Regions from separate parts of the Homo sapiens genome. Here region 1 is linked to region 2. Evidence: chromatin loops called from intact Hi-C (ENCODE). Cell type or tissue: heart right ventricle. All regions are shown on one strand. Each heading gives the region's core, and the rest is flanking DNA. Links, peaks and the distances in the headings are about the cores only.

Region 1 (5,383 bases), core at 109-5,108, 120 kb after region 2:
ATAAATTATATAAGTATTTTAATTCTTACCCCAATTTAATCTACAAGTGCAACACATTTGCACTAAAACTCTAAGATTTTTTATGAAATTAAACAACAGAATTTTAAATTTATGAAAAGAAAATGTTTAAGAACTACCAAATAATTCTTAAAAAGAAGAAAAAAGTAGAAAGGAGTTGTTTAAGGAAAATTAGATTTTTTTTTAACATATTTAGGATCTTTCAGGGATCCTTCAAGGAGAGTAATTAAAATGTTCTTCCCAAAACAGTCTTTGATGCTACAAACAGAGCACATAGGCAGAATAAGTGAACTCTTTTTCTGACCCAGGAGAAGTTAAATTTCCATGTTTACTTATAGAACTCAGTCAGATTAGCCAGTAGCCAATAATTAAAATATCAACATCTACAATTGAACTACTACTATATTCAAACATTGTCTATCCTATAGAGGCTTATTGATAATGAAGAAATGAAGAAAGACCTTGGCAGCTATTTCTGTAACATTTTCTCCATGATTCAGCAGTGAGTCTCAGCCCTGGCTGCGTAGGAGAAGCACCCAGGGAGTTTCAGGAAAATATCATTGCCAGAGATTCTGATTCATTTGGTCTGGGATAGAGCCAGAGTACTGGTTTTTTTTTTTTTTCTTTTTTTTTTAATTCCAAGTTATTCTAATGGGTAGCCACGGCTGAGAAAACAGATTTATAGGACCATTCACTGAAGACTGAGATTTATCATTAAAACCTTAAATAATGTTAATTCTAATCCATATAATATACCTTGTGAAGAGGTCAGAGGGCAAGAGAAAGGCTCAATTAGAAGTCTTTAAGTGATTATTTCCAGTAATTGAGGTAAATATCTAAAGTCAACCATGAAAATCCAACTAAGCAGTCCTCGTTGTCTCTACCCTATATGAGAATACCAAATTGAACTGATTTTCCAAGGCCACCACATTGAGAGTTCATACAGAGAGAGCATTTCTTGATTGCATCAGCATACCTGACATCACCTTATATAAGGGAAGAGTTTTTATAAATACAGTTATTTATTGATGTGGAAATCTTGAACAATTAAAGGACCAATTTACTCCAGTGTGGTAAAGAAATCAATGCCAGAATTCATATTTTTATAAACATGAAAAGTATAACTTTTCTTTCTACTTTTTCTTTTCTTATAAGCACAATTTCTCTCTGCTTGGGTTTTAAATGGTAGAGGGCACTTAGCAATTAATTGCCAAACATACATATAAACCAGATGTTGTGAATGGTGAACAATAAGCAGTCCAGGGAAGGAAGTACACCTCACAGTGTGCTACCCATAGCAATGTTTTCCATGAGCCAGGACATTTATTGAGCACTTAATGGAGTAGAGACCTTGTGTGGGACATAAATTCTGTAAAAGCCATCCTCCTGACCCCAAGAAGAGTATAATATAGTTGGGAGACAAAATGTAAATCTAGAAGAAAAAAGTAATTAAAACCATGGGGTGGAGTATTCAATTAGTGCTAATGAGGAGCCCATTCTACTCAAGCCCATTCTGACAAGGGCTTTGCTCTACAGAGCTTGCATCCCAGGGGGCTTGTGTAACCACCCCCCCGGCCCCCTGCCCGCCCTCACAGAAATGATTTTAAAATGCCAGACTCTAGTTTAGCGTCTGAACCATCCCGAGGACAGGAGTTTCAGATTCAACTACTATTTACTTTGCAATTATGATGGCCAAAGTGACCTGGGAGAATTTTCGTAGGTTATCTCTTCCAATCCTCATAGCCACTCTGAATTAGATGGAATCCCCATCTTAAAGATAAGGAAGCAGAGGCTCAAAGAGGTGAAGTGACTACTTCCTCAAGGTGGTACAGATAGTAGATGGGAAAGTGGGGCATTTTTAATGCCAGGTTTTTACTACTTATCATTATACGTATAATACATGATCACTTGACTTACAAAATAGGGTAAAGGGGAAGAAATCAAAAGATGTGGCTGGAGGAGGAAGTGGAACTTGGTGGGGTTGTAAAAGATGCGTAGAATTTACATGAGGCCGAGATGTGAGGAGGGTGTACATTCAAAATGGGGCACAGTAAGAGGAAAACTAGATGGGAACGCACCAACTGTGTTCGAGGATGCAGCACAGGCCTGTGTGGATGCAGAGCAGGTCTTGCTCCGCAACACACAGGAGCAAACAAATGACCCCTGGAGCCAGGAGCAGATGAATTCTTATTTGTAGAAACATTGCATTTAGTGGCCGCAGCACAATCCCGAGGAAATGAATGGGAGTTTTCTCCCTGCTGTCAGGGGCATTCTCCTGGATGATTAATTGACAGTTCTCCAGCCAAGCCCCTGTTCCTTCTGGAGGCCATGCCCCTTGGTGTGCACCTGCCACCGCAGAACCAAAGCAAGAAAATGTATTGTCTTCCTCTTTTTCTTCTGAGAGCTGCAGCTGCTGGCCTGCTTTAAGGAAACCTTCTTTACCTAGAGTATAAACTTGAACTTCTCCGATTTGCAGGGTGAAAACTTTACACTTTCAACAGATTCAGGGAAGTGGTTCTTTTAGAGGGGTTGATTTGAAAAAGCCCCATTCCTCACATGGTACTTAAGGGCTGTTCCCTTCTTCTTGCCTTCCTGAGACCCTTTTTTCATTTAGCGGCTTTCTGACCACATTCCTCAATGCCACACGATGCTTTGTGACAGCTGCTGCAGTTGCCTGGAATCTTGAGGCGGCTGATGGGGCCTCTCACATTCAGGAGCAGAGAGCCGTTGCTCTAAAGGAAAAGCAAACCGAACTTCTGGTGCATAAACGCATGATTTGTTCATTCATTCCAAACAGTTCCAGAAAGACAAGGCCAATATGGTAATTCTGCCTTTTTAGAAAGATTTTTATGGCTTTCAAAGAATTAAAGTTTACTTTCTAGCCAAAGAAACACTTAAAGTTAAGTTTCCTGGGGCTTGTTAGCAACATTTGTGCTATCCTCAAATTTGGACTGAAGGATTGGGCATGAAGAAGTCTAGAAGTCAGAGATAGTCAGGAATTAGAAATAAGAGTGAACATTGCATGAGCACTTCCTATGTGCCAGGCAATGTCTTAAGTGTTGGGCACAAATCGTTGCTGTTCATTGCATTTTATCTTAACAGCAACACTTTTCAGTCATTCATCAAATTATCTATTAAGTACCAAATTATCTATTAAGTGTTATGTCCAAGGCATACTGTTCAAGTGGCTGAAGACTGAAAATAAATATAATAAATAAGTATGACATATTATGTAGTAAGGTAGAAGGTGACAAGAGCTAGAAAATAATTGATTAAAGAGGTTCAGGAATCCTGGAGTGTGGCAAGAATAGGTCTGAAGATCTCATTGAAAGAGTGACACTTTAACAAACACAAGGAGAGCAAGAGGGACCTGCCATATCTTGGGGGAAATGATCCAGGCAGAAGTAACCAACACTAAAAGGTTCACATAAACAGAGAAAATAAAAATAAGGTATTGGAAGAATATTAGAGAGTTGACTGAGCCTAAGAAAAAGTGGAAATTAGATATTATTATTGTGATAAACAAGATAATATCCCCCTCTTTAGAGATAAGCATGTCTTTTTTTTTTTTTTTTTTTTTTTTTTTTTTTTTTTTTTTAAAGACAGAGTCTCTCTCTGTCACCCAGGCTGGAGTGCCATGGTGTGATCTCGGCTCACTGTAACCTCCATCTCCCGGGTTCAAATGATTCTCCTGCCTCAGCCTCCTGAGTAGCTGGGATTACCGGTGTCCGCCACCACACCTGGCTAATTTTTGTATTTTTAGTAGAGACAGGTTCTCACCATATTGGCTAAGCTGGTCTTGAACTCCTGACCTCAATTATCCACCCACCTCCCCCTCCCAAAGTGCTGGGATTACAGGCATGAGTCACTCCGCCAGGCAGACCGTGTCTTAATCCCAGGATGCTATAACTAGGTTAGGTTATATGCCAAGTGGGAATTAAGGTGGCAGATGGATTAAGGTTGCTAATCGTCTGACCTTAAAATAGAGAGAGCAACCTGGATTATGCAGGTGGACTCAGTGTAATCATTGAGATCCTTAAAGGTGTAAGAGGGAGACAGGAGAGAGAATCACAGAAACAGCAGTATGGGGAGGACTCAGTCCTGCATTCCTGGGTTTGAAGAAGGAGGAAGGGGCCATGAGCCAAAAAGTGTGGAAGCCTCCAGCAAATGAGAAGGACAAGGAAATGATTCCTCCCCAAGGGCCCCCAGAAAGGAACAGAGCCCTGCCCATGCATTGATTTTAGCCCAGGAAGACTTCAGAACTTAAGATATTCAATTTGTATTGTGTTGTTTCCTTCTTTTTTTTTTTTTTCTTTTTTTTGAGACAGAGTCTCACTCTGTCACCCAGGCTGGAGTGCAGTGGCCCTATCTTGGCTCACTGCAACCTCCACCTCCCAGGTTCAAGTGATTCTGCTTCTCCCACCTCCCAAGTAGCTGGGTCATAGGCATGGGCCACCACGCCTGGTTAATTTTTGTTTTTTCAGTAAAGACGGGGTTGGCCAGGCTGGTCTCAAACTCTTGGCCTCAAGTGATCCACCTGCCTTGGCCTCCCAAAGTGCTGGGAATCAGGCATAAGCCACAACACCCAGCCCAATTTGTATTGTTTCAAGACACTAAGTTTGTGGCAGTTTGTACTACAGCTTGAGGAAACTAAGACAAGCATTTTTGCAAAAATCCCCCCAAAGATTCATCGACCTCAGGCCTCTGGACAGACAGGCCCCAGGGAAGAAGGTGGTCTCTTCAGATCCCACAGTATGAGCCAGCTTCAACCATCTCCCTGACTTGGGTCACAGCTCTCTAGCTTCCGATTGTGCCTGGCCTGCTTAAAAAGCATCAGGGTGAGTGTGGATGGAGCCAAGTGAGCATGAGCAGACTGGAGGATGATGGGGTCGGAGGTCAGACGGAGGAACCACAGCTTGCCAGGCCTCAGAGTTAGTCGGGACACACACAGGTAGGGCATCCCTAATCCAAAAATCTGAAATCCACAATGTTCAAAAACCTGAAACTTTTTGAGCACTGATGTGATGTCACATGTGGAAAATTCCACACCTGACTTCACATGACAGGTTGCAGTCAAAACTATTTTTCATGCACAAAATTATTGAAAATATTGTATAAAATTACCTTTAGGCTTTGTGTATAAAATATATATGAAACATACATAAATTTTCCATTTAGATTTGGGTCTCATCCCCAAGACATTTCATGATGTTTATAGAAATATTCCAACATATGAAAAAATACAAAATCCGAACCGTCTGATCTCAAGCATTTTGATCAGAGATACTCAACCTACGCTCAATTGGTAGCTATAAAAATCCCAAATTGACAGAGGAAATAGTGATTAAATAACCCTCTTAAGTTT
Region 2 (5,383 bases), core at 55-5,054:
TGCTAAGGCATAATAGAAAAATTGTCTTTTACATATCTTTAGCCATTCATAAATACACACTCACATATCTATTTGTGCAGAAACAATAAACTAATGAAAACAGTTAAAAATCTATTTGTATCGCACTTTACAGTTTAGAACTGATCTTTTTTACATACATTATATTAACAGCTCTGTGAGGTAGGTGGTGGTGTTATCTTCATTTTGCAGAGAAGAAAACTGAAGTTCAGAGACTGATATTCTCAAGATACACACTTAGCAAGTGGTCTCTGCAAAACTGAAACCCTCCCTCATTGAATCTAAACTTTTATGTTGTTCCACTCCACCATCTGTTTCCCCTTTCCCAGCCAATTAACTCCCCTCGAGAAAAATCCTAAAATCCAGGAACGACTTCCACTGCCACCTCATTTTAGTATAAAGACATTTACATAATCTGGATGAATCTCATCGAGTTAATGATGAGTGGAGAAAGACAGCCACAAAGAATACATACGGTACAGTTTCATTTCTGGGAAGTTGAAGTCAGTCAAAACTAACCCAAGGTGACAGAAGTCAGAACAGTGGTTACCTCTAGGGAGAGGGTATTGACTAAGAGCACGAGGGTGCCTTCTGGGGTGTGAGAATATTCTGTATCTTGATATGAGTGGTGATGACTCACATGTATGCATGTAAAAGCTTAGCAGAACACAAGATTTGTAAAGTTTGTTGTAACTCTATCATATATCAATAAAAAATTAATTTTAAAAAGAGCTTATTGCATCAAATATGTACTAAATGTCCCTGAAATGTGTCCCCTTATATTTTTTATTTTGGGAAAAAGAATCATACCCTATTCTAGATTCCCTAGGCTTTCTCATGCCTCTACTATCTGTTCTTATTGTGCCTAGCTATTTCTTCTATCATTAATCATAGTATTTTATAATTGTCTGAATACATGGCTGTCTGTTTCTCAATGGGCAGAGAGCACTTGTTCCTTGTGTCCATGTTCCCAGCATCTAGCACAGTATCTGGCATGAAATATTTACTCAATAAATCCTTCTCGAGCAGTGAAAAAATGGATGAATGGATGGGCCAAATGACTTTTCATTTTGTTGTTTTATAACTCAGACCTAGGATATGGGTTATATTAGGATGTACTGTAAGATCAGGAAATAGGACATCAGATGGGGCTTTCCAAAAAGTCTTGGGTCATTGCCTTTCAAAGCTGGCTATAGTTAAACCACCATCACCACACCACCAATCCAGAGATATAAGCTCTAATGAGACCATTTCCACTGTTGGGATCTGATTGCCTCCTTTCTAGACCTTTCTATTACATGGCTTCCCCTGCTTATGACAAAGAGGAGCCCTCAACTCTATTCTTTTCTGTATTTATTCCTGCCTAGCTCCCAGCCCTTTGTCCAATTCTCTTCTAAATTTCTTTGTAGGGGAAAGTTTGTTCACACCCCGCCCAAAACAAAGAGGAAACCAGACTCCTGCATCCAGCACTCCAGCTTCATTTTTATCAGTAGCTTTCATCAGCCTTTTTTATTTATCTGAGTTCCAAGTTTAGAATGAGTAAATGTCACCATTATCCTAATTTTGAATAGTAGCCTCTCCTGTTGAAGGTTTCCAATTTCTGCTCTGCTTTGTGTTTGCTTCCTAGGTTTGTGGTTTTCCTTCTATCGAGACTGGCCTTTAACATAACTGTGAAGAAAGCAGCTTGTCCTGGGTACCTCCTTTCTTTTCCTTTTCTCCAACTGTTTTATTCTGTGAGTTGCAGATTATGTCAAAAGCACGCCAAATGAGCCTGCCCAATTCCAGGAGAATACTTGGGTTAGGTGGTGCTCTAGTAAGAGAATAGTTGGACTGTGCATTTTATCTTCTTGGCTCAAGCCTACTCAGTTGACTTGTTTACCATTGTCATCTCTACAACCTGCTCTTCACTTGGAGTGAAAATTCTCTAGATTATGTTTCTTTTGAGGGTCTGGTATGAAGGCTCTGTTGCTGTTTTGGAGCAAATAAACAGCCATCAACAAGTACTAGCATTCACCTGTCTGGTAAATGCTTCTGAAGATGGTGATTCTCCAAGGCCATGCCTCCTAAAACACTGTGCTTTTGTTCTGCTCTGATAGTCTCCATGAAGTTGCTCGGGTTGTGTATATATTCAGCACTTTATGGGGTTTGTACTCTTTGTGCTCTGGGCAGAAATACCAGGCAGTCAAATGCAGAAATCATAAAAATGCCCTGGAGGGTCATAGAAGTGATGGGATTTGGGGACTGAGGATAAACCTATCTGCTCTTCTTTTTCCATTTATACTCTTTAATGACTTATCTGGGCACTACAATGGGGGTAAAGAAGGACAGAAAAAAGCAAGTAGGAGGTAAATTAGCACAGAAAAGAGAAGGAAGATATACTTCAAATATAAATGTCACAATTTTGTGTGGTGCTCGTTCCAGAGTCTGGTTAGCCCAGAGAGCATGTTGGGTTTGCTCCCTCCACTCCATTTAAGCAAAACCCTCAATATTTGTCCCACACATCTGAGCTAGGGCACCCTGTGAAGACTGAAGACTATAGTGTCAAATAATCAAGTGCAGGATTGAGAGTCAGAGGGGATTGTATTCAAGTTCTGACAACTTCTTCCTCTCTAAGCCCCAACTTCCTCATCGTAAAATTAGAATAATAATATAAAAGTCACCACAAACCTGTTTTTAAGTGTCAGTTGAGATGTTATTTAAGAAAAAGTACTATAAATGGAAAAACATCTTCAAATATTAATTGTGATTATCCTGCCTCTTGCTGGCTGCTTACAGTAATTCGGAAAATTACTAAGAATTTTCCTTTCACTGGTCAGGCATATGCGAGAATGATTCCAAGCCAGGAAATTATTCTGCCTAGTTAAATGTGGTTGAATGTGTAGGCTGGTGGGGTAGTCAGAGATGGGGGCTTGGGGGTTACAGACAGTGGTATTAAATGAGGTAGTCTAGTATTTTCTCTACTCTGGGGCTAAGGGGTTTCCTTGCCAGTCATTAGGCATAGATCCATTTTCTAGACACCGGGATATTTAGTCACTCTGTGATTCTTCAAAATTGATGGCGGCTAATTCTTAAAATAACACTTTAATGGGTTAACAGCCAATGAAGGAGAGCTATGTTGATTAAACCTCCCTTACAAACATGTTTGATGATTATGAGAGTAAGGCACTGGGTAGATTGCCTTTAGGGTATTGTTAAATCTAAAATGTGTGAAACGTTGTCTGAAAGAGGAACCCAGTGCATTCTCCCTGCTCTGTGCTCCTCCAGCCCTGACTTGAAATGAGACATGGCTTGATTGTTATGGTGGCTGCACAGTCTTTCAGCACATCTTCTACCCTAAAGATGGAGGCAGCAGGAACCCCAGAATGTCAAACCAGGAAACCAAATCCAGCTTGAAGCCATTCTGTTATCAAAGTGATGCTTCCTTGCTCACAAGAATGCCTCCAGGCCAGCAACGCAGATCTTAAGCAGAGGTGAAACCACATCCTCCCAACTTCTGCTTGTCCGGTGGGATCAGTGCACAGCTGAATAGGGTGAGTATGAGAGGATAAAGATGCACAAAGAAAAGAGAGTAGGGTCTGGTAGGTGCTCCAGGATAAGCACTAGAGGAGACTCTATGACTGGAGGGGGCCTGATGAGCCTGCCTCAACTTGCTTCTTCCCTTTGGAAAGTACAGCAAAGAGGAACAGGGAAGAGAAAGGTTAAAAAATCCATTTGTGGATGGATTTTTAAAAAATATTGGGGAGTGAGTCAAAGATGATCTTAGGAACAGAGATTACTTCCTTCTTTTAGCTACATTTTCTAAAAGTCAGGGGGCGGAAGAAAAGGGAAGGAACATTTATTATGTGCCAACTTGGTGCCAGACATTCTGCTTGCACTTTTAACTTTACCTCATTTAAACTTCCTAGGAATCATAGTAGGTTTTTTAATCCCCCTGTTTCCATATGAAGAAACCAAGGTCCGTGGAGTTTCAGTTACCTAAAGTCACATGTGCTGCAGCCAGGTCCTACCAGATGTGCCTGCCTGCAAGGCACTCTACCATATTGCCCCTCCGTGCTTATGACTTCCCTGGTATTTCCAAAGGTCTAGAAATAGGGCTAGGAACATATGCTTTGATATGTTGTTCCTTAGGATTTTCAGGGACTAAAAAAGGGCAAACCAAACATTCATAAATGCAAATTATTTATGTAGATAAACCAAATGCATTTTTGTGAAAATCAATTAAAATTCTACAAGGCAATGCTTTTCTGAACAGTAGTGTGTAACTAACAACTGCTAAAAAAAACTGATCGTATAAATTAAAACCTAGCCCTCAAATTGGGCTGACTTCTAACAGCTTCAAGGTGGCCCCAGGATTTACAAATCGAGTGACCAGGTTTCAGAGACCTCTTCAGGTTCAAATAAGATTTACACCCAGACTTAACACATAACTTATGCCTGGAGATAGAATCTCATTTGGGGTGGGGGATGGGAAATGTGTGTGCACAAAAATTATATTTCATTCTGGGTTTACCCTAGAGGCAATTTTTGGAGTTAAACTACCTTAATATATTTAGAAGAAATTTAACTCTACTCCTGTACAAGTCCCAGCTTTGCTGAATACCATCTTCAAGCGTAACCTCAGTTGTGGGAAACTAAATACGTAAGTGACCAATGGCTAGACCATATATAAAATTAGAACTTTGATCCACAATCTGGAGCAAGCTCTCCAGGAAACCAACCTTTTATCTACTATAAACAACCTAGAAAGCCAGCCTGCTAGAAGTCAGACTTGCAGGAAGCCAGTCTGCTGTCTCTAGTGACAATCTAGGAAGCTATACAATAACTTCTGTAGCAATCAGCTCCAAGTGGCCAGAATTTGTTTAATAACTGGCAGCTTTCCTATTTTTTGTCCCTGTTTCCAACTTAGGACCAATAAGAGGAAGCCAAATATGCACCTCTAATTAATCACATAGCACACCCCACTTCTAGTTAGGCTGCTTCCAACTTTTCCATTTCAACAGGCTCTAATCAGGGCATACCTGAAGCTTTCCCTGTTTTCCACTCTAAAGCTTTCCCATTCCTGCCTGCCTTCGAGTCTCTGCCAAAATTCAGGTGCTTGTGGATGACCCCCTTGCTGTAGCACGCTCTCAATAAAGAGCCTTTGCTTTTCTCTTCTTGTTGCTTTTCTCTTTTTGTTACAACTTGCACAGTTGCATCATCCCATCTTCACGTGGAGCAGCTCCTTTGATATAGGAAAGACTGAAGACATACATTGCACATTGCAGATGAGGAAACTGAGGTCCAAGGAGGTCAGTGATTCTCTTTGAGTAGAACATGGTATAGTCAGGAGCCCACCCCAGAATCACAGGTGTCCTGACTCCTGCCC

The links. Hi-C counts contacts between places; a loop is a spot of excess contacts. Peaks named below come from ENCODE experiments on the same cell type or tissue, not always from the same donor. Only the 100,000 strongest peaks of a DNase experiment are listed, where the experiment ranks them.
Region 1: it touches region 2 in a loop (2.1-fold over the local background); 1 of 110 quality-filtered maps calls a loop at or near these places.

Annotation. Positions count from the first base shown.
Region 1 is chr18:56,233,252-56,238,634 of GRCh38, forward strand. No RefSeq gene overlaps it. Among named protein-coding and RNA genes, the nearest start is that of LINC03069, 45 kb to the left of the region's middle. In heart right ventricle, for the core only: no CTCF peak of the experiment used is centred there; a DNase peak (open chromatin) is centred at 2,270; H3K27ac peaks cover 924 bases.
Region 2 is chr18:56,112,000-56,117,382 of GRCh38, forward strand. All of the region lies in intron 3 of LINC03069 (long intergenic non-protein coding RNA 3069), which reads right to left. All of the region lies in intron 3 of LINC01539 (long intergenic non-protein coding RNA 1539), which reads right to left. Among named protein-coding and RNA genes, the nearest start is that of LINC01539, 23 kb to the right of the region's middle. In heart right ventricle, for the core only: no CTCF peak of the experiment used is centred there; no DNase peak of the experiment used is centred there; H3K27ac peaks cover 1,667 bases.